Regions from separate parts of the Homo sapiens genome. Here region 2 is linked to region 1. Evidence: chromatin loops called from intact Hi-C (ENCODE). Cell type or tissue: Caco-2. All regions are shown on one strand. Each heading gives the region's core, and the rest is flanking DNA. Links, peaks and the distances in the headings are about the cores only.

The links. Hi-C counts contacts between places; a loop is a spot of excess contacts. Peaks named below come from ENCODE experiments on the same cell type or tissue, not always from the same donor. Only the 100,000 strongest peaks of a DNase experiment are listed, where the experiment ranks them.
Region 2: a loop joins it to region 1, with 2.4 times the contacts of the local background. A loop is called at or near these places in 1 of 110 quality-filtered maps.

The regions. Positions count from the first base shown.
Region 1 is chr15:25,126,853-25,142,898 of GRCh38, reverse strand. All of the region lies in intron 61 of SNHG14 (small nucleolar RNA host gene 14), which reads right to left. PWAR1 (Prader Willi/Angelman region RNA 1) reads right to left here and starts at 7,257. Exons shown (of 1, transcript NR_022009.1): 1 at 4,846-7,257. In Caco-2, for the core only: a CTCF peak has its summit at 8,113; a DNase peak (open chromatin) is centred at 8,478.
Region 2 is chr15:25,258,559-25,274,604 of GRCh38, reverse strand. SNHG14 (small nucleolar RNA host gene 14) reads right to left here. Exons shown (of 148, transcript NR_146177.1): 140 at 7,991-8,174; 141 at 7,561-7,693; 142 at 6,152-6,276; 143 at 4,872-5,000; 144 at 3,071-3,187. It overlaps SNORD115-45 (small nucleolar RNA, C/D box 115-45), which reads right to left and starts at 10,078; the gene lies at 10,026-10,078. It overlaps SNORD115-46 (small nucleolar RNA, C/D box 115-46), which reads right to left and starts at 8,014; the gene lies at 7,944-8,014. It overlaps SNORD115-47 (small nucleolar RNA, C/D box 115-47), which reads right to left and starts at 6,088; the gene lies at 6,056-6,088. It also overlaps SNORD115-48. In Caco-2, for the core only: no CTCF peak of the experiment used is centred there; no DNase peak of the experiment used is centred there.

The DNA.
Region 1 (16,046 bases), core at 5,155-10,154:
TGATAGATTATAAGCTATCCAAAACTTTTCAGGCTAGTAGTTAAGAGATCATTAAGAGGATTCCTGGGTTTCCTTGGATGCTTATTGCAGAACATTCCAAAATTTTCCAAAATTTCCCATCTCTCTGACTTACCCACTTTATGAGTAGCCAAAACTGAGCCCTAAGAACCTAATCACAAAGAGATTTTTGTGAGTTAAAATTAGCCTTCCAATGACCTCCCACTTTAGGCCTACCTAATTATCACAGAACTCTCTACCAGTTTGTATATGAGTGCTGGGGATAAGCTCTTGGTGTTCTAAATGCATTTCAGGAGAATCCTCAGGGGCCAGCTCATTGAAGTCTGTATCTTCACCCAGTGGCAATAGCCACAACAGCTAAATTACTGGAAGCCTCTGCTGGCTTGGTTTAGGTTAGGGTCTCCTTTAAGTTTCATAGTCCCTCTTGCTGGATAACCTTTACTGAAAATACACAAAATTGAAAATACATACTTTTCAGCATAGAGGCTTAAATTCCTATGAAATATTACTTCACATCAGCACCTCACATCTTTATTACTTATGGCAATACTTTCAAAATTGCTACTTTTTCCATTACCTTAAGAAGAAGCTGTGTACTGTCTTTGTTTACAAACTATGCCCTAAATAGATGTATTAGTAATCTCTTTTTAAAAATCCATGTTTCATCTTGTTCTTTGATGTGCTGTACTTTAAGACTGGGACAAAAGAATATCAGATGGCACATGATGTGACATACTTCACCCTTATAATCACTACCAGAGGCAAAATCTGCCAGATGACAGGACTCATTTCGCTCTACAGATCTGGTCAGTTTGAGTGAGATAGGAGAGTGCTGGTGGCAGGTATGCTTTGTGTGTAGTTCTTGGTCTTGTTTGTGAACAAACAGAGTTCTCAATCTCAGCAGGAGCCTCTACTAAAAATGGTCAGCAAATAAAAGAACTTTTGAGTATTGTAAAGCTTGCTAAAGATGTGGCTATTAAAAAAACAAACACTAATACAAGATGGGGATACCAGGAGGCCCCAGCATGGAGCCCTCACTAAGATCCTGGTCCTCATAATCAAACCTTCTGACGGGTTCAAACAGGTTCTTATAGAATGTCAACAATTGGTTCCACAGTTGGCAAACCGTTACTAATATAAATCTGCAGGTAAATTGCAAGAGGAAAATCTCTCACACTCTAGGATAGATGCTTAGTAGCGCCAGAGGACCTTAAACGGGATGTTTCAAACATTTAATATGCAATTAACTACCTAAGCAAAGAAAAATTGGCTACTGCACTCAATCAACATTGATGGAGAAATTTCACTAAGATTATTGAGGTTGCATGCGGTGTCTTATTTGTTACCAGTATAATCTTGGTAAAAATGCAAAGATGGGGCATGAACAAGAATCTCAGGGCCCCTTAGAACACTTACAGATTTTGTAAGTACCTTCTGCAATGGGTTTTGAGTATGTATGGTAATTGTTCGCTTATTTGGAGGATAGATTGAGGCCTTGTTTGGAGATTTCCAGCTCTGCCAGAGCAAAATTTGACATGATTTTATGTTCCCAAACTCTCTCTCTAGTACAAGTATAAACTATCTCCATTTTACTGAGATGATAAAGAGCTTTGTACAGCTCTGCCAGTCCACACAGAAACGCTGCTGTCCATATTACTCTAATCTTCAGGAAATATAGAAAGAATAAACAAAAAGTTTAAGCTCAAATTAGCAAAACTATCAAAGACTCTCAAACTCACATGGCCTAATGTTTGCTTTAATGACAATGAGCTCAACTTCTGGGGTTCATCAAATCTTCCCTTTTGAGTTAGCAACAGGCCAACCCACGAGTCTAGGAATATCTCCTCTGCTTCTAGACTCTACATTATTGGAAGTGATCACAGCCAAATATTGCAGGTAACTCAGGCAATTTATCCAGTCTTATTAAGAGGTAAACAAGCAGCTTTTCCTCTACTAAATGACCCTCACATGGTCTAAATTCAGAGGCTTGGTCTCAGGTATCTCCAGGAGAGATACCTGAGAAAGAAAGCCCTCGAACCCTGATGGAAAAGACCCTATCGGATACTGTTAACGACTCATCCAGAAGTAAAATTCCAGGGAGTTGATACTGAGAGTGATGTCTTCCAATCAAAGAGGCATAAACCATCTTAAATCATTACTGGAGACCTCAAGCTGAGAAATCTTGAGACCTGGAGACCTCAGACTGAGAACGTGAGACCTCAATGAGAACTCATTAGAAGTAAGATGGTCTTTGGAAGGAGATGGCCACTACACATGATTTTTAGCCCAAGTAGATGACTGCATGAAATGTAGAGTTTCCACTCAAGACTCATAGAACAATACCATATATTGTCATGTTTTAATCTGCGTCCTTTTGTTATTTTCTTGCCTATCTGGCTTAAAGCTACATTTAATTATGTTGCTTATAAGGCATAGTTACATTTTAATCACTCCTCAGTATGAGTCCAATACCTAGTTATAATTTATGCATGCAGTGGTTAAATCATATAACCAAATTGTCCGTTAGGTTTGCACATATTTTCCTTGGTGAGCCACTCAGTTTCTCGTTTCCAGTTCCTCATAATGAATCATTAATTGGGACTCAACTCGTATATGACAAGATATTAGAAAATAAGGTTCCAAAACAATACTGGAGAACTTTTTGTGGAAGTCAGCTTTTGTAACTGAACTTACAGAGGAATAGAACATGAAAAACAACTAGAGAACAGAGTATCTATTTGGAGGTGGCTTTCACCCATCTTATAAGACACATGACTTTTCTTTCACCTGAGATCTATTAATATCAGTACTATAAAATTTATTGCCGGGTACTAAGCTATTCTTGACGAGTGATACAAAAAAATACAATACTATTTGACAGTCTCATAAGGATATTTTGGCTTTAAATAGATCATTGACTAGATCTGAAAAGACTGGTATTGGATGATGGAGACAAAGGTCTGCTGGCTACTGTCTGCACACTGGACAGAAATTTATTTCAGGGGTGAACTAACGTCTGCCTTCACTGTAGTCCCTGACATCCCCCAGGGTCCATTTTGACCCATTAGTTTCTTCTCTTAGAAAAAGAGGTCTTCAGATAACTTTACTCCAAAAAGAGAAAAACCAGGCCTTGAGGCAAGAACCCAAACTGTAACCACACAGGGAATTCTGGGTTGCTTTCTTCTCTCCTTAAGCCTCTTCAATTCATGCTTTTCGAAAGGGTTGGGAAGCCTGGAGCTGACTCCATGCTATTGTATAGCAAACAGCAGGCAAGTTAGACAATGCCCCATCTTGACTTGGAGGTTCATGAAATTTTTCAGAATATAGTAATTTTATAAGGGAAAAATGTGTTGTTTTTGGGGGAAGAATGTTTAATTTGCATCCCTGCCATCTCTCTGGGATCTCTGATATCCCAGATAAGGACCAGAAAGCAATCAAAGACATAATAAAATTAGGTAATTTGGCTAAAGTCCCATATCTGGTCTTGTGGGCTCATCACAGTGTGGATGGTATAGATTTTCTTGGTAAAAGCTGTATGTTCCTGGCTCCTCACTCAGTAGCTGACAACAAACTCTGACCACAATCCTCTTAGTATATTTCTGTGTTGATACCTTCAAGTGTGGATCTCCAGAATCCACCAGGATAAGCAGCTTAAGTACAGCTGCTTATCCATGGAACCATGAAATGACACAACTTACATTATCTACCCACATGGCTTCCTGTCTTCGCTGGGGACATTATTATCATTTTACCTTCATTGATATAAGTGTAGATGTTCTGAGACTCTTGCCCAGGAAGATAAAAGTTGCAAATATTTTTGTTCATCCTGGGAACTTCCCAAAGACCATCAACTCATCAACAGAAAGCATCAGACCACAGCTTATGCCTCCACACTGTAGAATCCCTCATCTCAAAATCCTAACGTTCAATCTTAAAATGCTGTGTCATGACCCTCACCCAATCCTAATCAAGCTCCCACACTGAAAGACCCATCTAAAATGAAACTTCAAGATCCCAGATATCCTGTTTTGTCCCCCACGCCCCTAATATGCTGCTGAGACACTGCTAAGATGGGCTTCCCCTTAGTGTAGTAAGAATATATTTGGCTTTATCAACAGACACTTCTTGGGAAATATGTTTATTTTTGGGAGCCAGCATATAGTATGTGTAACATAAGCCATGTTTTTTAAACGTATGTTTTCTCAAAGAGTCATAAGTAACATTTATTGAATACATTTAATGTGTTATTGTGCTAAATGAGACTTTTTCCAACAATCTCTCTTAATTTTGGTAATGGCTAGTACATTCCACCTCCTCTCACCACAGAGACAACTAGGAAAACATGGTAAATGGGAATTTGAACCCAGGCAATCTATGCCAACATCAATTTCCTTTAATGAGCATGTACTTGTACATACCAATATATTCCATTTTCATTATTACAGGGACCCATACTACCATCCTCACAGCTACTTCCTCACAGCCTAGAACAGTTCTGTCTCACACTACATGCTCCACATTTTTAGAGTAAATAGATGAACTAAAAACATATTCCATGCTGGTACACAAAATGGTATCCTAGAACATGGTCTTTGAATCCAGAAGTTCAGAGTTAGGATAATATATATGTACTACTTACCAACTATTTGCCTTGGTTTTCTCATTTTTGAAATAGGGGAAATAATATCTGCTTGTAGGTTTTGTGTAAAGATTATATAAAATGATATAAAGCAACAACCACAGAAGCTAGAACACACTTGGTGCTACGAAACAGCATCTAGTATTATTTTTATATTGTTTTCACTCCAGTATTTTTTTCTTCCCTGCATATGATTTCACAAAGTGGCCTATTCTCTTTACCATTTTAACTTGTCCCTGATTATTTAATAACATATTGTTCTGTATTTTTTTAAATTTTGAGGTTTCTGAGTGTTTGGAGACTACACACAGAAGTAGACTGTAACCATTTAATGCCTAACACATCTCAGCAAGGAATAGAGACTAAAGGGGATGAGAAAAAGCAGGTAGAGTGTGTGAGAAACCAAGCTTGTGTTTTTACTGTCGTGAGGATTCCACTCAGAGGCTGTAGAACTAAGCAGCTCTGCCACTAGGTCAATATATGTCATGAGGTACCTTTCATGATCTCTAAATGTTGGAGTTGCTCCTCCATTAAATGGGCCTAAGTCTATGGAAGTGTACCTATATAGATGTATATGAGAATGATGACACAGATACAGTATGAAGTGTGTGGCTGGGACACAGCAAGACCACAATAAAGGGTAACGACGGGACAGGATTATCACATTTACTTCTGTGCCTGTCATTCAGTACAGAACATAAATCAGCCCTGAATGGGAAGGGGTTGTGTCAATTGAAGCACATACAGTATTGCATAATCTTCATTTATGATGTTAAAAAAATAGATCCATTATAACTTCAAAAGTTAAATCTCATGGTTTCAGCTATGAACTTTCTCCAGATACGAGTCTCTCTTTCATGGAGGTCATAACTACAAGAAACTTCCCACAGCAAGTAGGGAACAAATCCCTTTGCCCATTTATTCAGTCATTCACAATTTTGGTGACTTATTCAATAGACGAACATTGCTGTGACATCTTCTCTATGCCAGGTATTGTACCAGAAACAAGAACACCACCCTCTCCTCGCTGCTTTCGTGGAACTCAGCATGGTGTTGACAGCCAGTGTGAGGCTGGCAATGCCTCTTTGCCCTCTGGATCATATTTACCTGCGTCTCTGATACTCACCTCCTCAAAGAGGAGGTATCACCCACCACATACCAAACTCCATGGATGTTCAAGTCCCTTATATAAGATGTAGTGTATTATTTGCATATGATCCACATGCATCCTCCTATATACTTTAATCTCTAGATTACTTATCATATCTAATGCAGTGTCAATGCTATGATAAATAGTTGTCATACTGCATTGTTTAGGGAATAATGATAAGAAAAAAAGTTTGTGCCTGTTCAGTACAGATGCAACCATATTTTTAAAGAATATTTTTGATCCATGATTGGATGAATCCACAAATGTGAAACCCATTGATACGGAGGGTCAACAGTATATACATATACACACACACACACAAATACACATACATACACATATGTGGCTGACTGTATATGTAATCTATATTATTACCCACTCCTTCAATCATTTGATAAACCATTCAAAATGCTAAAAATTGCATTTACTTAGCACATACCATGATCAGAAAATACAGGAAGCTCTGACATCAGGATATGAAAAAGACAATCTCAAAGAGCTCATAGTTTATCAAGGATGAAGAAAACAGTGACAGTAATTAAAATGAAAATAACTGGATGAAATTACAAACCAGTTCCAAACCTGACGACGCAATTTCTTTCTGAAGTCTTATGTGAAAGATAACTTTTCTCATTTTTTTCCCTCAATTTACACCTTTAACCTTGTTAGTGATGAATCTGACATTTCTCCACACCAGGGTAGAGGATCAGTGCAGAGCATGTTGAAGAGCGTTCCCTGTGGTCTTTGCCATGGCTAGTTATGGCTGGCCTCTACACTAGCTATGGCTCCCTCTGCAGGATCTTTAGGAGATGACCCAGAGACAGAAGATACCCAGCACTGCCATTTTTAATTGCAGTTAAATATAACAGGCAGTTGGTACTATTTTCCCTGGGGCCCACCCAGGACACTAGTAACTGCTTCTTCAAGTTGAGTTGCTAATACTGCATTTTTATGCCTGAGGCTCATATTTTAAAAATCTGTACTCTAACTACAATGAGAGAAACAGATGGCCCCAACGTTTTCCTTCAAGTGGTACTATTTTGATATATCAGGATGAAACTTTTTCACTTGTGGTACAGGCTAATAACCTTCTTATATATCAGATAGGTAGTTTCTTTGTCAAATTTGTTCATTTTACAGATATTAAGAGGAGAAAGGCTAATTTAATTTTACACACCCAATTCTACAACAGCCTGAAAATAGCATCAGTAAGGTAGAGGACAGGAAGGTAGGGTGGGTGTGGGGGCTCACACATAACTCAGTGGAAAGAAACAAGAAGAAAAAGAAACAATAATTTATATGCCTAACATTCTTTATGTTCCTCTTCTAGTTCCTCCAAGGAAATCCTACCATATGCCCACATTCCACATGGACCAAGGCAGGCGTTCCACTGGGGAGCTGGCAATTATTTTGAGATTATACCGAAGTAGTGCATGAACATAGCCTTGTGGATATCATGGCCTGAAGTCTTAGAGTCTTCACCAAAAAAGATAATGATGTATATGGGTGTGGGCAGCTATTCATGATGGTGCTGCTACAAAGAATTAAGTACCATTTCCAGCTGTCCTTCTGAAAGCAGAGAATAGCCCACAACTTTGTGGAGGCACCTTTTCTGCCTATAACATGTAAGGAGCCTGAAGGTCAGGTGGTAATGAAACTAGAAAATCTGCAATAGCCATATTCTTCCCAAGCCACAGTAAGATGAGAGAAGCCATTACCAATGCCTCCAGGCATACACTAGTTTCCTGAAAGGAGGGCACATGCCACAGGCCCTTAAAGACAGTCCATTTAGGAGGTTATCACCTCCAGAAGGAAGCCTGAAGCCAAGGGAAAAAAATTTTTTTTTTCTCTAAACCTGAAGTCATAACTTAGGTACATTGATTAGAAATGGTGCCTGATAATATTTCATATCCCAATAAGTTCCCTCAACCAAATTGCCTGGAAGCCTGGTGCTTCAAAGGAATTGTGTATGCAGATTGGAAACCTAAAGCCTAACCAACAAAACAACAGCAATTCTCTGAGGCTCTGATAAAAGCCTAAGTCATAATAGTCCACAAAAAAGGGGCTTTCTACCACTGCTACAGCTTCTAAGACCCCTAGAAAACGGAGCGCTTCCATAAGCAAAGCGGGAGCAGCTGGATAAACCAACAAATGAACTCCTTCCTTGAAGGAGGGCTTGTTGCTGCCCACCAGGCACCAGTGTTTATTTGGGGTACGTGGGATTGTTTGATAGTGTGAGCTGGTGGTATAAATGTTAACTCACATCTATGGGAATAAAGACTTGTGTTAGAGTACCTGGCACCCTAGTGGTGGTGGCAGCACTTACACTTTATGTAAGTGTACTTTACTTTGACACTTTATATAAAGTGTCTGGCCTGGACATGTTTGCAACAAACTCCCTTTCCCTGACTCCCACGGAATATTTCATTCCAGACCATGAAGTCCTAGGGGAGCTGGTAATCATAGTGAGGGAAAAGGACAGGAAAAATTACTTGAGTAAACAGCTAAGAGACTAGTCCTCAGAGAAGCTGTCTGCCTGAAAAAATCACAGCTACAGGCAAAAACAGAGCAGCCAGGGGAAACTCAGGCTATAGCTGCACAGATAAGCCATAGATAAGCAGGCAGGCAAAGTCTGGCATGGAAGCCCTTTATTCTTTGTATGATTAACAAGCTCCCAGCAAAAAGTTTCCTTCCCTTTTCAGATATGTACATGGTGGGCTCCCTGGAAGCCTGCACAGAAAGGAGGGGGCTTACCTAAAACAAACCCTCAGTTACACAAACAAAAATAAGCGGCGCTTTGTGCTTGCCTAGAGACATACCCACAGCTGCATAAGATAAGGGGAGTTGTACAGACAGCTTTGCTGATAAGAGAAGTTACTCAAAGTGCTACAGAGATGAGAGGAGTTTCTTAAAAAAGCTTTTGAATGACTGTAAAAACGGCAATCCACTTGGACTCCCCTCTCTGCTGCAGAGAGCTTTCTTCTTTCGCTTACTAAACTTTTGCTCCAACCAACCTCACCCTGTGTCCATACTCCTTAATTTTCTTGGTTGTGAGACCATGAGCTCAGATAACACCTTGGACAATGAGACCAGTGACCCTGACCTTTTCATTAGGGTACATTGCCTCCATTGGGGATATGACCAGACCTATCCTGAGTTATTCCCAGGTCAGTGAATGTCTTAGTGACTCAAGCCTTGTCCATCTCTTCACCCACCAACTTTTACATGGACAAGGAGGAGGGAAGGAGGACACATCCTACCAAGATTGCAAGGCAGGTAATAATTGCATCTAGGGCTTCAAATGATCCCTTTGCAAATTCACATAAAGAAAAAGTGACTGAAGATTTAAGCCAAACCAAGAAATGGAGAACTAAGAGATAAGGGAGCAAACGGTCATATGTGTCTTTAAATTCTGGACTACTGGACTCCATTAAGCCTGACGCCAGACCCAACATGGTTATTTATCTCCTTTTTTTTCTCCTTTAAGCTACTTTGTGTTGTATATAATTGAGAGAGGTGACTGATCAGGACAATTTATAGAGAAAAGCAAAGAAGGGCTAATAATACCAAAATTAAGGAAATATATTATTTCAGGGGTGCTTCTGGAATAATTCTTCTTGAGAACACAATACTGCCAATGGAAAAAAGAGATAAAGAACAGTGTGAACATGGTACAATGAAACGAGGTGACAACAAAATTCTCTTTGACATGTTATTGTTGACCATACGGTACTTATGGATGGAAACAGAATATAGTCATGAAATGAATGCAATAATTTGACTGTAATTTGTATATATTTTAAAATTTAATTGTGCAAATGCAATATGTGATTATGGTTTAAAACTTCAGATTATGCCAACAAAGTGAAGGTAGGGTATGAATAGCCTCAAGGTATAATGGTTAATCACACAGTTCTGAAGCAAGGTATACCTGGGTGCAAATATTGCCTTAATCAGATATTATAATGACAACTATTATTGCTGCTGTTCTCAACATCTAATCACTGTAGCCTTATGTTCCAAACCTTTCCAAACTGGTTTTTCTATATAAACTTTTCTTAATACTCAAAAGAGCAATTTGAGGGAGGTATTATCAGTATCATCATATGAGCACATATATAAAATGTTACATATATGTTATATATCAAATTAATACCATTACAACACATTTAGCATGGGGTAATTAGCAGCTTTTTTTTTTTTTTTTTTTTTGAGGCAGAGTCTCACTGCGACACCCAGGCTGGAGTGCAATGGTGTAATCTTGACTCACGGCAACCTCTGCTTCCTGGGTTCAAGCGACTCTCCCATCTCAGCCTCCCGAGTAGCTGGGACTACAGGCGTGCACCACCATGCCTGGCTAATTTTTATATTTTTAGTAGAGACAGGGTTTCACCATATTGGCCAGGCTGGTCTCGAACTCGAACTCCTGACCTCAAGTGATCCACCCCCCTCGGCCTCCCAAAGAGCTGGGATTACAGGCGTGAGCCAACAAGCCCAGCCAAAACATTTTTTAATTACTAGGTTTACAAATATTTCAGCACAAAATCTTCCTACCACTTTTCAGTATGCACTCAATAAATAAAAACATTTATTATCATAATGGTTACTTATTACATGAATCAGAATTTTGTAGATCTGTTATTTTCTTCTTTCAAACAGGATGCCTCTATTAAGTTGATCAAATAAAAAATGTTGATTTCATCATATAAGATATGTAAGTAACCTAAACTTACCAAAACACCCAGCAATATCTCTTCTAAATGATTGGTAAATATCATAGCATCAATCTTCACAAAGCAAACATTGCACAAAATGTTAAGATTTAAAGAAAACTACAAAGAGACTTTAAAATACTTTACCTATCATTTGATCAATTAAAGCAATGAAAAACAAGTGTACCGTTAAAGTAATTTATAATATGACTGTGTTTAGGTCTACCATTTTGCCATCTGTTTTCTATACAGTTTACTTTGTTCTTTTCTTCATTCTTTCCTGTATTCTTTTAATCAAGTATTTTTACTATTACATTTTAATTCTGCTGTTGCTTTTTTAGCTATATTTCTCTGTACTTTTTAGTGATTATTCTATGGTTATAATATACATCTTTAAATTATCACAGTCCTTTTAGAGTTAATACAGTTCCACCTAATGTTGCAGTGAGCTGAGATCATGCCCCCGCACTCCAGTCTGGGTGACAGATTGAGACTCCCTCATATATATATATATATATATATATATATATATATATATATATATATATATATATAAAATTTTACTTCATGAGAAGTGTACAATACTAACTCTAAGCAGATTGTCATAAATTAAGGGTACATTTTATAACCCATACAAAATACCCAGAGGTGGAGCCGAAATGTAAACAGAGAAGTTAATGTAGGATACTAAAAATATTCAATTAACCCAAAAGAACGAAGCAAAGCAGGCAGAGAGGAACAAACTAGAGGGGACAAATGGAAAAACAATAGCTAAATAGTAGGCATAAGTCTAGTCACGTTAGTATGTTTAATGCAAAGGGACTTAAGACCCCAAAGACTTAAAAGTCACTGATGGTTAAATTGGACAAAAAAGATCCATCTCTATGCTCTCTATAATGGAAGCACTATGAAGACAGATTTAAAGAACAGAAAAAGATACACCAGACATACTGCAAACCCAAGAAAACTGGTAATATTATTCAGATATCAGACGAAGCAGACATCAAGACCAGAAATATTACATAAGGTAAGACAGGCCAAATTAGGAAAAGATAAAATTTATTACAGTCATGATGTTCATAAAAGTATAAACAATAAGATATTTCCAAATACACGAAGAACTGAGAGAACTAAAGATAAAGAAAATCATAATCACAGCAGAAATTTTTTACACTATTCTCTTTGTAACTTATAAAACAATTGTAAAAATTCACTGACAATCTAGAAAATCTAGACACTATCTATCTGAACAAAATCTGCACACCTTGAGTTTAAATATATATTCCTGTGCATGTGAAACTTTTGTCAAGACAGATCATATGCTAGACCATAAGTCTCAATAAATTTGGAAAGCTGAAATATCAGAGTAACTTTTTAGAACCAAAACAAAACTAAAACAGAAGTTGTAACAAACTACACAGAAAAGCCCCAAATATTTGGAAATTAAATACTCCACTTAAAAATAACAGATCAAATTAAAACACAAAGGAAGAAAATAATTGAATTAAATGGTAATTAAAACAATATATCAAAGTTTGTGGAATCTATCAATGTAGTGCTTATAGCCTTCAATGGTTATATTAGAAAATAAGTAAGGTACATAATAGAAGACTTAATAGTCTCAAGATTAAGAAGCTACCAAAAAAAAGAGCATATTAAAACCAAGGTAAGATGAAGGAAAGAAATCAATAATATAAAAAACAGATAAAGAGAAAATTAGCAAATCAAAGATTGATTCTTTTAAATGACAAGATAGTTAAAAAAAAAAAAAAAAAAAAAGACCAACCTGAGAAAAAATAATATTACCTATATCAGAATTGGAAAGGTGAGATCTTACAGACAGTATAAGGGTAATAAGGAACTATCATGAGCAACTTTATACTACTGAATTTGACAAATCTGATAAAATGGACTATACTCTTTGAAAAACAGTACTAAAGCTGCCATTAAATGAAACAGAAACTCTCAATCCTGTATTATTAAATAAACTGAAATTGTTCATTAAAATATCACGAAGGAAACTCCAGGCCCAGATCATTTCACTAATGAATTCTATCAAACATTCCACAAAGAAATTTGACCTTTGAACAGCACAAGTTTGAACTGCATATGATCTATTTATATGCAGACTTTTTTCAATAAATACATTGGATACATTTTTGGAAATTTGTGACAATTTGAAAAAACTCAACTGCGTAGTCCAGAAATACCAAAAAAATTAAGAAAAAGGTATGTCATGAATGCATAAAATAGATGTAGATACTAGCCTATTTTTATCATTTATTACCATAAAATATACACAAATTATAAAAAGTTAAAATTTATCAAAACCTACTCACACATACTCACAGATCCTACATGGTGCCATTTGCAGTTGAGAGAAATGTAAATATGTGGTATTAAATCCTAACTGCATAAAATTAGCTGTAGTACACCCAGCATTATTGTAATAATTTTGTAGCCACCTCCTTTTGCTACAGTGGGGAGCTCAATTGCATCTGCTTAAAGTGCCAGGTGACCCGAAATCATGCCAGGAAACAGTTTCTCCCTCCAGTAAATTGCATGTGGCAGCAAAACAAAAGCTTTCACAGTTCTCATATTACTTTTCATAGTGTCTTGTGTAATACCATAAACCTTAACACCATGGGACCCATATGAAGTGCCACTGGTGATACTGGAAGTACTCCTAAGAAGCAGAGGAAAGTCATGACATTACAAGAAAACGTTTAATTGCTTAAAAGGTACCACAGATTGAGGTCTCCAGCAGGGGCTACTTGCCATTTCAAGATAAGTAAATCCAGTGTGAGGACAATTGTTAAAAAAAAAAAAAAAAAAAAGGAAATTCATGAAGCCATTGTTGCAGCTGTACCAACACTGTGAAAACCTTGCACTTTTGCAAAGTATCTATCTATTGAAAATGCATCTTTTCTGCGGGTACAGGATTGCTGTAAGGCATACCTCTAGGGTGCAAGATGATCCTAAGCAAAAGGAAGGTGAAGGTTCTAAATCTGGAGAATTTAATGCCAGCAAAGGATGGTTTGATAATTTTAGAAAGAAGTCTGGCTTAAAAACAGTCAAGCAGGAGAAGCAGTTCCCAGATGCCATTAAGAAAATCATTGAGGAGAAAGGATATCTGCCTGAACAGGTTTTTAAACTGACGAAAGTGCCCTACTCTGAAAAAAAAAAAATGCCAGAAAGGACATTTATTAGTAAGGAAGAGAAGTGAGCACCAGGATTTAAGGCAGGAAGGGATGGGCTAATTCTACTGTTTTGTGCAAATGTAATTGGGTTTATGATCAGGACTGACCTTATCTATAAAGCAGCTAACTCCTGAGCCTCGAAGGGAAAAGTTAAAACACCAGCTGCCGGTCTTTTGATTGTAAAACAAAAAGGCCTGGACAATAAGAAGTCTTTTTTTCTGTATTGGTTTCATTGATGTTTTGACCCTGATGTCAAGAAGTACCTTGCAGTAAGTGAGTGCCTTTTAAAGTTTTTTTTTTTGATTGGACAATGTCCCTGACCCCATGAGTTCAATACTGAAGGTGTCAAAGTGGTCTATTTGCCCCCAGACATAACATCTCTAAATCATCCTCTAGATCAGGGAGTCATAAGGACCATTAAGGCTCATTACACACAGTACTTTATGGAAAGGATTATCTAACACTATGCAAGAGAACCCTGATAGAACATCATGAAAGTCTGGAAGGATCACAGCACTGAAGATGCCATCGTTACACAAAAAGCTGTGAAAGCATCAAGCCCAACACAACACACTCCCCTGCTGGAGGAAACTGTGTCCAGATGTTGTGCATGACTTGACAGGATTTACAATACAGCCAACCAAGGAAATCACGAAAGAGATCGTGAACACGGAAAAAAGGGTGGTGAGTGAAGGCTTTCAAGATATACACCTTGGAGAAATTCAAGAGCTAATAGATAACACACTAGAGGAATTAACAGAAGATGACGTGATGGAGACAAGTGCTTCTGAACCAGTACCAGACGATAAGGAAGACGACACAGAAGGAGTGCCAGAAAAACACGCTGGCAGAAGGTTTCTAATTATTTAAGTCTGCATTTGACTTCTTTACAATATGGCTCCTTCTATGATGTGGGTACTACAAATAAGTAAACAGTGGAAGAAGGACTGTACCATATAGAAACATTTTTAGAGAAATGAAAAATCAAAAAAGCTAGAAACTATATTTCCATACAGTTACACCAAGTGTACTGCTTCTGCCACCCCGATACAGTAAGAACAACCCCTCCTCTTCTTCCTCCTCCTCAGCCTATTCAACATAAAAATGAGAATGAAGACCTTTATGATCATCTACTTTCACGTAACGAATAGTAAATATATTTTCTCTTCCTTATGTCTCGTAATAACATTTTATCTCTCATTCACTTTATTGTTAATAAAATAGTATGTAATACATATAACATAAAATATGTGTTAATTGACTAGTTATGTTATCTGTAAGGCTTTCAGTCAACAGTAGGCTATTCGTAGTTAAGTTTCTGGAGAGCAAACAATTGTCCACAGATTGTCAACTATGGGGGAGTCTGAACCCCTAATCTCCATGTCTGTTGTTCAAGGGTCAAGTGTACTAGCAAATAGAGCACTATACTAAATACATTTTATGAAGCCTAATGCCAACATCTGACAAAAATAATTTTTAAAAAGGAAACCACAGGATAATGGCCATCACGGACATAGGTGAATAACTCTTAAATAACTAGCAGAAAAATTGAATACAGTAATATATATACAAGAAGGATAACAGTGACCAATTGGATTACATCAAGAATGCAATGTTGGGCTAACATTCAAAAGCTGACCAATGCAGTCTCCCATAATAAGAGAATAAGGGGGAAAACATGATTATATTAATAAATGTAGAAAAACATTCAGCAAATTTATCACATTATTATTATAAAAATTAACAGCAAACTGGCACTAGAATAAAACTTGCTCAATTTGGTAATGGGCATCTACAAAAAAATAACAGCTAGTATCTTTCTTAATGGTAAGAAATTACATATTTTCTCCTAAGACTGAAAAGAAGACAACCCAACTGAAAAGCAGTTGCAATGTGAAAATATTACTGTTTTCATATAATAGTAACAAATCTGGAAAACGAAATTTAAACATATTCATTTACAATAGCATCAAAACAACAAAACAAATAAATTTAACAATTTAATCTAGTTTATTAAATGTTAAATTTTAATAATGTTTCTATATTGAAAACTACAAGGTATGCTTCTATACTAAACACCATAAAAGACATCTATGAGAAATTATAGACGACCTAATAAATGGAGAACTACAGACTCAACATTGTTAAGATGTCAATCCCCCCTAAATTTATCTATAGTTTTGATGTAATCAAAATCAATTTCTCGGTTGGGCTTTTTAGGAAATTGACAAGATAATTTTAAAATTTAAGTGAACATACAAAGGACCCAGTGTAGCCATCTCCTTCCTCTATAAAGCCTTGAAATAACAAAATTTTGGACTCACACT
Region 2 (16,046 bases), core at 6,987-11,986, 130 kb before region 1:
CATCCTGGCTAACACGGTGAAACCCCGTCTCTACTAAAAATACAAAAAATTAGCCGGCCGCCGTGGCGGGCGCCTATAGTCCCAGCTACTCGGGAGGCTGAGGCAGGAGAATGGCGTGAACCCGGGAGGCGGAGCCTGCAGTGAGCCGAGATAGCACCACTGCACTCTCGCCTGGGCGAAAGAGCGAGACTCCGTCTCAAAAAAAAAAAAAAAAGGTGATTAGGCTGTGAGAGCTCTGCCCTCATCAATGGATTAATGCTGTTATTTCAGGGGTGGGTTCCTATAAAAGAAGATATTTGTCCCATCCATACCCTCTCTTTGCCCTTCTACCATAGGATGACAGAGTGAGAAGGCCCTTATCATATGCCAGCCCCTTGATCTTTCCAGCCTCCAGAAATGTGAGCCAATAAGTTTCCACTCATTACAAATACCCAGTCTGCAGTATTCTGTTACATCAGAGCAAAATGGACTGACACAGAAAACTGGTAACATAAATGCAGTATCTTTTGTATCTAGATATCCAGTTGTCCTAGCAACATTTGTTGAAAAAACTCTTCTTTCCCATCACAGAGAGGACAATGTCCAGATAACATGGCTTCTTGGGGTGCAGGAAACATAAGGTTCAAAAGCCGGTGCAGGAATCCAGGATGCTAATGCTCCTATTTCAATATGAGGGAAGTCTAGGTCTCACGCTGTGTGAATCAAAAGCATTGTTCAAATCTTGTTGACTAAAAGTAATTGGTCAAGTAAACAGCAATATCCATAGTGATCTGGGAACACACCATTCAGCAGAACTCAAGAATGGGCAGGTCAACTTGGTATTTTTCAGGATTTGAGTCTCTGATATATATGGGTGAAATGAGATAGAACACTTCGCCGCTGATTTTAAAGATTTTAGAAAGGTTAGAAATCTTTTGTAAACCAGCACAATGATCAAATACATCATAGGAAAAAAAGCTGGAGTTTATTTGGGGCAAAGGGATATTAAACCTGGAGATTTTATCCAGCCTGGGAATCTCTGCCTTTTAATTTACATATTTACTGTATTCACATGTAATTTTATTATTTAGTTGAGTTTATTATGTCATTCTTCTTCTCCTCTGTGTCTCATGTGTTTTTGTTCCTCTATTCCTCTTTACTTCTTTTTCATTAAGTAATTATTTTATAATGTAGCATTTAAACTTCCTTAATAATTTTTTTCACTATATGTTTTGAATTTTTTCAGTGGTTGCTCTAGGGTTTACTGCATATATCTTAACTCACCCAAATAAGTTTCTAATTTACACTAGCTTAATTTCAGTCTTATACAGAAATGTTACACCTATATAGCTCTATTCCCTTTTTGCCATCTTTTGTGGTATTATTATACATATTACATTTATTGATGCTATAAGCCAAGAAAGACATTATAATAAATATTAATCTACCATCTGTAGTCATTTCCTTAGTCTTGTATTGCTTTGCATCCACCTATCTTCTTTGGCAAATATATTACACTTTTATATGTTATAGACCCCAAAATACATTATATACATATTATTTTATAGAATTTATTTTAAAATCACTTCAGAGAAAAATTACATTTCTACTGTCTTTTATATTTATATAATTACCTTTACAAGCATTTGCTTTGTAGTTGTTGATTTGAATAACTACCTAGGCTCACTTGCTTTCAGCTTGAATAACTTCTTTAAGTATTTAGAGAACTCTTTTAAGGGGGTTTTGAGAGCAGTAGATTCTCCAACTTTTTTTTTTTTAATTGAGGAAGTCTTTATTTTGCCTTCATTTTTGAAAGACAGCTTTGCCAGGTACAGAATTCTTAGGTGACAGGTTCTTTTTTCTTTGAGCATTTTTAATATGTTATGCCTTTGCTTCTGGCCTCCATTGCTTCTGCTGAAGTCAGCTGTTAATCTTCCTGGGGTTCCCTTGTAAGTAACAAATCATTTTTCTCACACTGCTTTCAAGACTTTCTTCTTGTTTTTGACTTTCAGATATCTTACTGTGATGTTTCCATTTGTCAATCTTTGCATTTATTCATTGGAATTCATTGAGCTTCCTGGATATGTCAGTTATTGTTTTCCACAAATATGGGAGGTTTCAGCCATTATTCCTTCAAATATTTTTTTCTGATCCTTTGTATCTCCCCTGCCTGTCTGGTACTCCCATATGTGTATGCTGGTATGCTTAATGATGTTCCACATTCTCTGAGACTCTCTTTGTTTCTTTATTCTTTATGCTTTCTGTTCTTTTGAACATAATCTCTATTGTTCTATCTTCAAGTTTACTTCTTGTTTCTTCTCCCAGTTCAAATCTACTATTGAGCCTTTCTAATAAATTTTTAAATTTTAGTTATTGTACTTTTCAACTCCAGAATTTTCATTTGGTTCTTTTTAATAATTTCTATCTTTTTATTGGTATTCACTATTTTGTGTGACATTGTCATCATACCTTCACTTTTTTTTTTTTGAGACAGAATCTCACTTGTCACCCATGCTGGAGTGCAATGGTGTGATCTCAGCTCACTGCAGCCTCTGCCTCCTGGGTTCAAGTGATTCTTGTGCCTCAGCCTCCTGAGTAGCTGAGACTACAAGCGTGAGCAACCATGCCCAGCTAATTTTTCTATTTTTAGTAGAGACAGGGTCTTGCCACGTTGGCCAGGCTGGTCTGGAACTCCAGCCAGTGAATAGTGCTGCTATGAACATTCATGTGTATGTATTCATTTGAACATTTGTATTCAATTCTTTTGAGTGTGTACTTAGGAGCAGAATTGTTGGGTTACATGGTAATTTTATCTTTAACTTTTTGAGGAACTGCCAAAATGTTTTCCACTAAATCAGGAGGAAAGAATTGATAAGTGGTCTTCTAGAAGCTAATAGAAACAGGTGAGAGAAACTATATCCCAAATATATTTCTTTATCTTAAGCTCAAACTAGAATACCCCAGAAAAGATAAGGACCAGCCAGTCTAGTTTTCATGTCATCTCATGTCCTCAAGACAACATAAGGTCTTATTGTTGAAACAAGCCATGGAACTCTACAATCACATATTCACTTTGTCTGAAAATACCTACCAGAGTGGCATCCTTAAATCCTGGTTGAAAGTTCACAGGAGACCAAACAGATATCTGGGTGTGTCAGCTGTGCTGGTGTCAACAAGCCAAAGAGTACTCTTCCTCAGTCATCCTTATCTAAGGGGAGGAGGATAAGACAGTAGATCAAGATGACAAATATTACCTCCTGTATGTATGGCTTATGCATGCTATTTCTTAATGAAGAGATATGATTAGTACTGGAAAAACTGATCCATTAGATAGGCTATAGGCCATTTATTCATCAAACAGAATAAAGACTAACTATACAGGTCTCTTGAATTTGGAGAATATCTCAGGTAGTTTAATGCAGAAATAAGACCTTCAATTGATCAGTCTTGTTTACATATTCAAGGAAGCCATATCAATAACAATTGGCATTAACATGTTGCTTGCACTCCATCATATAATGATCATACTGGAGCCAGGTGAAACTCAGATTTTAGAAAACAGACATCATACTACTCATAATTGTATTTAATTTAATGAATGATGGGATATGTATATATCAGAATTAGAACATGTAGCCATAATGCCATAGTCTTTATGTTGTGAGTCATCATCAATAAACCACAAACATTGTAAAAACATAGCAACCTGACATATATAAATTAGAAGTTAATATGTTAACTTCTATATTTAGACCAAATGAGCATCACATCTTAGAGATGATACCAATAATCACAAAACTTGTCAACATTATATCGATGCAATTTTAGTAAAAAATAAAGTTTCCCTCTTGTAGATCCTGGCAAGTATGCTAGTCACTCATTGAGAAGAAGAATGCATAACGATAATCATGTGGCCTGAAGGAACGGCCCTGACTGTCATTCATATAAGTGTCCATAAAGGTCTTATTTACCATTGGCATTATTCACAGCACACACTTTCATCATAATGAAAACGAAGCCAAAGGTACTTGAGAAAGAAAAGTCAGGCACCAGATTGCTCATCAATTTATCTAATTTCAAGTTTCATGGGCAAACACATATTATTGAAACTCACATTTTTATCCCAATTGCAAGGACCCTTAAGTCATAAAGATTCATTAATGATCAAAACATATCCTAGCACTGTTAAAATATTATACTAACATTACAGAAAATTTTGTCTGTATATTTAGACCACGATAACTGTAGCGCATTGAGCAAAATTCCAATGTATCATATTTCTCAACCCTGAAAACAATCAATCGTAGGGCAAAAGTAAGGATTTTCTCATGAGGATTGCATCACATGTGTCAGTCAATCATTGAGAAGAAAACCCTATCGTGATATTCATGTTGTCTGAATGAATAAATCTAATTATTATAGAGCTCAGTCTTCACTAGTTCAATTATCTATTTGAAATTTTTCAGTCAGCAAAGGCAGCCTCTCACCTCCACTCAATAGAATAGTGCCAGTAGGACTTACTAAATCATCCAATGAGAGAAAAAGAGCAAGGGTCTTAGTGCCAAATATCCAAGAAAATTAGGAATTGTAGGAAACTTAAATAGCACTTAAAGAATCAGAATTTATAGTTTACTTAGAAGCACACAGATAGAAGCGTGCAAAACAAGTTTCGCAATAAGATTCCATTGCCAGAATCCCAAAATAAAGTCCCCAATGGAAGGAAACTAAGAAATCCAAACTTCTTGTCTCACAATTGTTACCTAGGCTGGGCCTCAGCGTAATCCAACTGAACTTAATTTTTACGTCATCATTTCTCTTCAAGGTAACATCTCATCATTGACCCAGCCCATGGCACTCATGTGCATATGCACACTTGGATCAAATATGCTTACCAGAGATGGTTTCCTTAAACACTGATGGTAAAGTGGACTGGATGCCACATTTTCAGTGCCAGGCAGTTGAGTGGTGTCAGTTTCTCCCTGAACAACAGGGTAAAGGGTTTTCTTCCTCCACAGTCTTTTCTGTAAAAGACAAGAGTAGGCTATAGTCAAAGGGTGGGATTACATCTCTTATATGTGCATGACTCCTAATTGCTGTTCCTAATTTCTACAAGACTGAGATGTGTGATACTCCAAATATGACCCGTTACTTAAGCTGTGGTAGACCACTGATTCCCCGTGTACAGTAAGGGCCAAGCACATAGGTATCATGTCTTTTGATGACCTGGTAAGGGATTATTTCCCTGCAGAAATAAAAGCTTCTTATCGTCTTCATATCAGTAACAACTGGCATCATACATAGTGTATGCATTTCTTTATAATGAATCTAATGACACCTGAGTGAGACTCAGGATAAGGAAATGAGATTTCAGACTACCTGTATTGTATTCAATTTCAATCAAGGGTAACCTATAGCTGAATCTCAAGCCATTCCCTAAAATTGCCAAAGTCTTTCAGTTGTGAGTAGTGCCTCAATGATCCACAAACATCATAACACCATACACAGCAACCAAAAAATAAAATAATAGAAAAGGATTGTCTATTTGTGCAATCACTAAAGAGTTGATTGCAATGAATTACTAAATGTCACATCTTTAAATCAAAGTACGTTCAGGCAAAAAAAAAAAAAAAAAAAAAAGGAGTTTTAATGAGGACCTCATTAGATCAGTCACTCATTGGAAAGAATAGATCATTGCTCACTAATTTTGTATGAACAGGTAAATGTAATCATTTTGAAGGCCAATGTTTAATATTCAAATGGTCCACTTGAAATTTTTTAATTACGAAAGACAGAACTCATATATATAATCCGTGTAATGACACACCTCTTGCTGGATGAACATTCTGAAGCACACCATGAGGAAAAAATAAACCAAGATATTCTCTCTAATAATGTATGAGTATTAAGAATAAAGACAAGATAAAAGAATTTTAAAAGTTCCTTTAGAAGTAGGTAGAGGCAAATGATGTAAGATTCCCCCAAGGGTTTCTTCCTACCAAGTTCAAAATGGAATAACCCATACCCCCCAAATCTAATGACTTCTCACACCTTCTTGCAAGGATTGGCACTATTTTGAGCCTCAGCTTAATTCTATTGAGCATGATTTTTACATTATTACGTCTCCTGAAGATACTCTTTATACATATATTTACGTTGTCTTGTAAACCCTTACCAGAATAGCATCCTTAAACAACGGTTGCAGGGACAGAGGATCAGTTAAATTCACTGCAGCATGCCTGTGCGGTAGCACTTGCCTCTGTGACAACACCAGAGGGTGCTCTTCTCAGCAGTCTTTATCTACAGGCATAGGAATGGGACCATAGTTCAAAATCAGACATAAATTGTTCATGTGTATATGGCTTACACAGGCTATTTCTTAGTGGACAGATACGGTCCGTACTACCACAAAAAGACATATTACTAAGGCTCTAGACCATTGACTCATCAACATCATAAGGACAAGGTATGCCAGGTTTTTGACACTGAGTAATCTGCGATATTATCATATATCATACTATAGAGATGGTAAACATGACTGAACACATTCCAACATTATTTTAATATAATCTCAGTAAAAAGTGAACATTTTTTGAAAGAATTCCATCAAGTAGGCCAGTCACTCATTGAAAATAAAAACCTATAATGAGATCCATGATTCTAAATTTGTGAACCCAGTCATTTCAAAGTCCATATTAGGAATAAGTGTCATCATTTCTAACATGTGCTTTCATTATTCTGAAAATAGTGGGGTCACATGTGTGAAAGGAAAATAAACTTGGGACCCCAATTTACTACGCCAAGAGAAAAAAAAAATAAGCTGAAAGCTGAGTCATGCAAGAATTTCCTTTTGATCTTAAGCAGATAGCTACAGATTAAAGGTTAAAGATCTCCACAGGTAGCTTCTCTATGTTCACCTTATCTTATGTAAAGTGCTGATTTACTGAGCATGAGATGAATACATTATTGACTATACCCCTACCTGCTCCTTTTGTCTTGGAACATACGGATTATCATACCCTCCCTTTTCCCCCTCCAGCCCACTTTTCCCCTTTAAACACTGAAGCCCTCAAAATCATCTTTGGAGAAAGACATAGACCCCAGACGGTTTCTGTGATTTTGGGTTTATTTCTTCTGAGCATGTGCTTAACCTTGGCAAAATCCACTTCTAAATAAACTTCTAAATCTCAGATACTTTTTGGTTTACACATGATAGGAACTGAAATTTGAGTATCAATTTGGTGATCAAATTACTAAATATTTAAGTTTTATAGGCAAAGTACATACTGATCCTCACATTCTCCTCCCCATTACCACGGTCTCTTCCATTACCATGGTCTCACAGTTACAGAAAGTTCATCAGTAACTCAAAACAGTGAAACACTGTTAGAGCCCCCACAATAATAATATAAAAAATTTTTGTCTAGTCATGTATCTACAGCCAAATGTATATTAAATATTGGACTAGGTAACAGTGAATTTAAAAAATCTTCAATATTGATTGTATGAAGTTCAGATAAAAAGTAAAGATTTTGTCATAAGGATTATATCATAAAGCAAAACTCATATTGAAGTTCAGATTACCTGAAGGTGTAAAACTAATTCCCTTAGGTGGGAGTCTTCCATAGCTCAATGTTCTAGATAGAATATACACGTCGGTAAAGGAAGCTACTGATCTTTTATAATAGAATGGCACATCTCTTGGCAGCATGTCTTACTGAAATACACAATAAGAGAAAAAGCCAAAGAATGAGACCTGAATATACCTTACTATTAGAAATTAAAGGTCACTGAAGCAAAGCTTATAGGCTGAGAATTTTTTGTTCATTTATAGGTGCACTGATACAGTTGGGCAAACAAGTTACCCATAAAGATTTTGTTATTTCAAGTTCAAAATAAAATTCCCCTTGAAGGGAAATAAGAAGTCACTATTATCTGTTTCAGCATTTTCATCTAGGTAGGCTGAGCCTCAGCATAATCCTATTGAGTGTAATTTTAAGGCATTATTTCTCACCAAATCAGAAGATTTCATTATTGATGAAAGACATAGTACTCCCCATGCACACTTGAGAAGGCTTCCTGAAGCTGTGATGCTAGGATGCATTGGTGTCAAGAGCATTTTCATTAAAGGACACCTGGGTGCTGTCAACTGTCCCAGTCACAACAGGCCAAAGAGTGCTTTTCTTCCATATCATCATCTAAGGGACAGATGTAGAGCAAATGTCAAAGGGAGAACTACATCTCACCTGTGTATATGAGTCATGTTTGTTAATTGAGCAATATTGACAATACTAAAAAAATGACCCATTATAAAGGTTTTAGTCCACTGGTTCACAAAATATAATAAGGACAAATCATACAGGTCACTTGGCTTTGGAGAAGCAATTCAGTGGTTTTCTGCAGAAACAAAACATCCCATTAATCATCGCTTTATATATTCAAGGAAGCTGTATCAGTAACAATTAGCATGGTTTACTGTATATGAACTTTCATAAAATACAGACACTCTGGAAGCCACTTGCATCTCAGGATCTAGAAATCAGTTATCAGGGCACATGGAGTTGTATTCATTTACATGCATCTTGGCCAAAATGCCCAGTTTTCATATTGTGAACCCTCATCAAATGACCCACAAACATGACAAAATGGAATAACATGAAAATATTATAATAGGTAGAGGTGAAGGCCAGGCACGGGGGCTCAAGCCTGTAATCCCAGCACTTTGGGAGGCAGAGGTGGGCAGATCACAAGGTCAGGAGTTCAAGAACAGCCTGACCAACATGGTGAAACCATGTCTCTACTAAAATTACAAAAAAATTAGCCAGGAATGGTAGCACGTGCCTGTAATCCCAGCTACTCAGGAGGCTGAGGCAGGAGAATCGCTTGAACCTGGGAGGCAGAGGTTGCAATGAGCTGAGATCGCACCACTGTACTCTAGCCTGGGCAACAGAGCGAGACTCCGTCTCAAAAAAAAAAAAAAAAAAGGTAGAGGTTAATCTATGTCTACTCTTATATGTAGATGAAAAGAATATTACATTGTTTCATCATTATTTCAGTAAAATTTCAATAAAAAGACTTGTTTTAATCATGAGGAAGCCATAAAGAATGTCAAGTCACTTACTGAGGAGTAGAATGCCCACTGGGACACATATGTTGCCGCTTTGGTGAACCTACTCACCTCAAAGGCCCTTTCAGGACCAACTGGAAGCATTCACAGCCTGTATTTTCATTATACTGAAAATGATGAAGTCACATGATATTTGGGGTTTATAATTCAGATACTAGTTTACCCATCAACTTATTCAGTTCTCTGTTTCATGAGGAAAGCAAATTACTGATGTTACATATTTGTGTCCACTGGCATGATATTTCTGTTATGAAAAGTTTACCAGTGAGTAAACTGGCCATACCATTACAATATCTTAACACTTTTAAGGTAAAACAAGAAAAAATTTGATGTAGTTGTATATATGTACCCAAGTGAACACTGCATGTTAGATTGGGCATTATTAATCAAGTGAAACAGAAAATAAATTAATATGTTCTCAACTTTCAATCCCACCAAATTCAGGTAAAAAGTAAAGATTTTGTCATAGCATCATATCAGATAGGTCAGTCACTCACTGAGAAGAAAATCTATACTGAGATCCAGATTTTTTAAATGAGTAAACATAATAGCCTTAAGAGAGAATCATCACTAGCCTAGTGATCTATTTTGAATGTATGTGTGACGAAGGCAGTCACTCTGCTTTCATTAATGGGATGATTGCATCTCTTGCAGCACTGAAAGATACAATGAAAGATACAATGAGAGAAGAAGAACCAAGGAATGAGTCCTAAATGTCTCATACTATTAGGAATTATAAATAATGGAAACAATGCTTAAAGGATGAAAATGTGTTGTTTACCCAAAAATGCATACACAGGGTTTGGCAAAGCAAGTTCGCCACAATGGTGTCTTTTTCTCAAGCTCCAAAATTATTCACCTAAAAGAAACAAGGATTTCTAACTTCTTGTCTTAGGTTTGTCACTTATGTTAAGTCTCCACATAATCCTATTGAACATAATTTTTATGTCATCTTCCCTGTCGAAGACAATATAACATCTCCATATTGCCCCAAGCCAGGGGGTTAATCTATGGAGTCATCTCCCCACAAAGGCAGAATCATAGATATTAGCATGCTTATCAGAGATAGATTAATGTTCTATGGTGGATTGGAGTTGCTACATATTCAGTGCTGGATATCTGGATGGTATAAATTGCCCTGGGTGCAGCAGGCCAAGTGGTGCTCTTCCTTTGCTCTCACCTAAGAAGAGAGTAGGCCAGGTGTCAAAAAGGAAAACATTGTTTCCCATAGTTATATGGCTCATGCATGGTTTTCCTTAATGGAGCAAAATGGTCAGTACCCCAGAAATAGCCCATTATGTAGTCTATAGACCACAGATTCACCAAACACAAGGACAACATATACAGGTTTCTTGACTTTGGAGAATCACTGGTGTGGTATCATGCAGAACTGGGATGATGCCACTGATCATCCCTTCTCTATGTAATTGAGGTGGCCATATCAGAAGCAATCGCCATGGTCACTTGCCATTTCACACTCATAACATGAAACTTCTAAAGCCACATAAAACTCAGCTTCCAGAAATCAGATATCAGGCCACTCAGAATTGTATTCATATTTTATTATTTCTTTTACTTGCTTACTTTGAATTTAATTTGAATTTTCCCCCTAGCTTTCCAATGGGAAGGATTATTTATTTAGATCTTTGTTCTTTTTAACATACATTCAGTGGTATAAATTTCCCAGTAGGCACTGCCTTTGTTGCGTTCCTAAATTTTTGATAAGTTGTGCTTTCAATTCCATTTAGTTTGAAATATTTTAAAAATTTATCTTGAGACTTCTGTGACCTTCAGTTATTTCAGTCTGTTGTTTAACCTCCAAGTATTTTCATGTTTTTCAGCTATCTTTTTTAGTGATTTTTGTTTACTTTCATTCCATTGTAGTCTGAGAACATACTTTGTATGATTTCTATTCTTTTAAATTTGTTGAGGTGCATTTTCTAGCCCAGAATGTGGTCTATTCTGCTGAATGTTTCATGTGTGTGTGAGAAAATGTGTCATCTGCTGTTGTTGGGTAAAGTGGTCCATAGATGTCAGTTACATATAGTTGACTGAATCAAGTTTTTGATCATGATTGATCATGTTATGCCCTTACTGATTTTCTGCTTGCTAAACCTGTCCATTTCTGATAGAGGGATGCCAATGCCTCCAACTCTAAGAGTGAATTTATCTATTTCTCTATGCAGTTCTATCAGATTTAGCTTCATGTACTTTGATGATCTGCTGTTCAGTGCGTACACATTAAGGATTGTTATGTCTTCTTAGAAAACTGATCCCTTTATCATTAAGGAATGTCCCTTTTGATCTCTGATAATATTCCTTGTTCTAAAGTCGGTTGTGTCTGAAATTAATATGGCTATTTCACTTTATTTTGATTAATGTTAGCATGGGATATCTTTCTCTATTCCTTTACTGTGAATATATTTGTGCCTTTATAAAGTAGATTTACTTACTTTTTTCTATAGAGATGAGGTCTTATTCTGTCAACCAGGCTAGAGTGCAGTGGCATGATCATAGCTCACTGTAGTCCCAAAATCCTGGGCTCAGGTGACACTCCGCCTTGGCCTCCTAAGGACTGCAGGTGCACACCACCATGCCCAGCTATTTAAAGTGCATTTCTCATAGACAACATATATTTGGGTCTTGTTCTTAATCCACTGACAATCTCTGTCTTTTAAGCGATGTTTAAAGTGATTATTGATATACTTAGATTAGTATACTCAGTATTTGTGATTGTTTTCTATTTATATCAACCTTGTAATTTGTTACTTTTTTGGTATTCTACTCTTTTTCTCCTCTCCCTGATTTTAATTGAGCATTGTATAAGATTCTGCTTTTTCATACAAAAAATTAGCCAGGCATGGTGGTGCACACCTGTAATCCCAGCTATTCGGGAGGCTGAGCCCGGAGAATTGCTTGAACCTGGGAGGTGGAGGTTGTGGTGAGCTGAAATCGTGCCATTGCACTCCAGCCCGGGCAACAAGACCAAAACTCCATCTCAAAAAAAAAAAAAAAAAAAAAAAAAAAAAGATTCTGCTTTTTCTTTTCGTTTTCTTTGTTTTTGTTTTTGTTTTTTTTTGTTGTTGTTGTTGTTTTTTTGAGACAGAATCTTGCGGCTGTCTCCCAGGCTGGAGTGCAGTGGCGCAATCTCGGCTCACTGCAAGCTCTGCCTCCCAGGTTCACACCATTCTCCTGCCTCAGCCTCCTGAGTAGCTGGGACTACAGGCGCCCGCCACCATGCCCAGCTATTTTTTTTTTTTTTTTGTATTTTTAGTAGAGACGGGGTTTCACCGTGTTAGGCAGGATGGTCTTGATCTCCTGACCTCGCGATCCACCCACCTCGGCCTCCCAAAGTGCTGGGATTACAGGAGTAAGCCACCGTGCCCGGCCTCTTTTTCTTTTTCTTTTTTTTTTTGGGGGGGGTGGAGGGTAGAGATGGGCTCTTATTCGTTGCCAGGCTGGACTTGAACTCCGGGGCTCAAGTGATCTTCCTGCCTCAGCATCCCAAAGTGCTGGGATTACAGACATGAGTCACCATGTCTGGCCTGATTCTGCTTTTTCTTCTGTTAGTATATTGATTATACTGCTTTTTTCAAAATCATTTTTAGTGGCTGTGCTGGATATTACATTATACGTTTACAACTAATCCAAGTCCTTTTTCAAATTATACTGTCCTACTTCGTGGGTTAGTCCAAGTAACTAAGAGTATTTTCTCTCCCTCATGACTATATATATATATATATATATATATTTCATACTTTAAGTTCTAGGGTACATGTGCAAAACGTGCAGGTTTGTTACATATGTATACATGTGCCATGTTGGTGTGCTGCACCCGTTAACTCGTCATTTACATTAGGTATATCTCCTAATGCTATCCCTCCCCCCTCCCCCCACCCCACGGCAGCCACTCGTGTGTGATGTTCCCCACCCTGTGTCCAAGTGTTCTCACCGTTCAATTCCCACCTATGAGTGAGAACATGCAGTGTTTGGTTTTTTGTCCTTGCGATAGTTTGCTGAGAATGATGGTTTCCAGCTTCATCCATGTCCCTACAAAAGACTTGAACTCATCCATTTTTATGGCTGCAAAGTATTCCATGGTGTATATGTGCCACATTTTCTTAATCCAGTCTATCGTTGATGGACATTTGAGTTGGTTCCAAGTCTTTGCTACTGTGAATAGTGCCACAATGAACATACATGTGCATGTGTCTTTATAGTAGCATGATATATAATCCTTTGGGTATGTACCCAGTAATGGGATGGCTGGGACAAATGGTATTTCTAGTTCTAGATCCTTGAGGAATTGCCACACTGTCTTCTACAATGGTGGAACTAGTTTACCATCCCACCAACAGTGTAAAAGTATTCCTATTTCTCCACATCCTGTCCAGCACCTGTTGTTTCCTGACTTTTTAATGATTGCCATTCTAACTGGTGTGAGATGGGATCTCATTGTGGCTTTGATTCGCATTTCTCTGATGGCCAGTGATGATGAGCATTTTTTCATGTGTCTTTGGCTGCATAAATGTCTTCTTTTGAGAAGTGTCTGTTCATATCCTTTGCCCACTTGTTGATGGGGTTGATTTTTTTCTTGTAAATTTGTTTAACTTCTTTCTAGATTCTGGATATCAGCCCTTTGTCAGATGAGTAGATTGTAAAAATTTTCTCCCATTCTGTAGGTTGCCTGTTCACTCTGATGGTAGTTTCTTTTGCTGTGTAGAAACTCTTTAGTTTAATTAGATCCCATTTGTTTATTTTGGCTTTTGTTGCCATTGCTTTTGGTGTTTTAGTCATGAAGTCCTTGCCCATGCCTATGTCCTGAATGGTATTGCCTAGGTTTTCTTCTAGGGTTTTTATGGTTTTAGGTCTAACATTTAGGTCTTTAATCCATCTTGAATTAATTTTTGTATAAGGTGTAAGGAAGGGATCCAGTTTCAGCTTTTTACATATGGCTAGCCAGTTTTCTCAGCACCATTTATTAAATAGGGAATCCTTTCCCCATTTCTTATTTTTGTCAGGTTTGTCAAAGATCAGATGGTTGTAGACATGTGGTATTATTTCTGAGGGGTCTGTTCTGTTCCACTGGTCTATATCTCTGTTTTGGTACCAGTACCATGCTGTTTTGGTTACTGTAGCCTCGTAGTATAGTTTGAAGTCAGGTAGTGTGATGCCTCCAGCTTTGTCCTTTTGGCTTAGGATTGACTTGGCAATGCAGGCTCTTTTTCGGTTCCATATGAACTTTAAAGTAGTTTTTTCCAATTCTGTGAAGAAAGTCATTGGTAGCTTGATGGGGATGGCATTGAATCTATAAATTACCTTGGGCAGTATGGCCATTTTCACGATACTGATTCTTCCTATCCATGAGCATGGAATGTTCTTCCATTTGTTTGTGTCCTCTTTTATTTCGTTGAGCAGTGGTTTGTAGTTCTCCTTGAAGAGGTCCTTCACATCCCTTGTAAGTTGGATTCCTAGGTATTTTATTCTTTGAAGCAATTGTGAATGGGAGTTCACTCATGATTTCACTCTCTGTTTGTCTGTTATTGGTGTATAGGAATGCTTGTGATTTTTGCACATTGATTTTGTATTCTGAGACTTTGCTGAAGTTGCTTATCAGCTTAAGGAGATTTTGGGCTGAGACGATGGGGTTTTCTAAATATACAATCATGTCATCTGCAAACAGGGACAATTTGACTTCCTCTTTTCCTAATTGAATACCCTTTATTTCTTTCTCCTGCCTGATTGCCCTGGCCAGAACTTCCAACACTAAGTTGAATAGGAGCGGTGAGAGAGGGCATTCCTGTCTTGTGCCAGTTTTCAAAGGGAATGCTTCCAGTTTTTGCCCATTCAGTATGACATTGGCTGTGGGTTTGTCATAAACAGCTCTTATTATTTTGAGATACGTCCCATCAACACCTAGTTTAGTGAGAGTTTTTAGCATGAAGCGCTGTTGAATTTTGTCGAGGCCTTTTCTGCATCTGTTGAGATAATCATGTGGTTTTTGTCTTTGGTTCTGTTTATATGATGGATTATGTTTATTGATTTGTGTATGTTGAACCAGCCTTGCATCCCAGGGATGAAGCCAACTTGATCGTGGTGGATTAGCTTTTGATGTGTTGCTGGATTCGGTTTGCCAGTATTTTATTGAAGATTTTTGCATCGATGTTCATCAGGGATATTGGTCTAAAATTCTCTTTTTTGTTGTGTCTCTGCCAGGCTTTGGTATCAGGATGATGCTGGCCTTATAAAATGAGTTAGAGAGGATTCCCTATTTTTCTACTGACTGGAATAGTTTCGGAAGGCATGGTACCAGCTCCTCTTTGTACCTCTGGCAGAATTCAGCTGTGAATCCCTCTGGTCCTGGACTTTCTTTGGTTGGTAGGCTATTAATTATTGCCTCAATTTCAGAGCCTGTTATTGGTCTATTCAGAGATTCACCTTCTTCCTGGTTTAGTCTTGGGAGGGTGTATGTGTCCAGGAATTTATCCATTTCTTCTAGATTTTCTAGTTTATTTGCATAGAGATGTTTATAGTATTCTCTGATGGTAGTTTGTATTTCTGTGGGATTGGTGGTGATATCCCCTTTATCATTTTTTATTGCATCTATTGGATTCTTCTCTCTTTTCTTCTTTATTAGTCTTGCTAGTGGTCTATCAATTTTGTTTATCTTTTCAAAAAACCAGTTCCTGGATTCATTGATTTTTTGAAGGGTTTTTTGTGTCTCTATCTCCTTCAGTTCTGCTCCAATCTTAGTTATTTCCTGCCTTCTGCTAGCTTTTGAAAATGTTGGCTCTTGCTTCCCTAGTTCTTTTAATTGTGATGTTAGGGTGTCAATTTTAGATCTTTCCTGCTTTCTCTTGTGGGCATTTAGTGCTATAAATTTCTCTCTACACACTGCTTTAAATATGTCCCAGAGATTCTGGTATGTTGTGTCTTTGTTCTC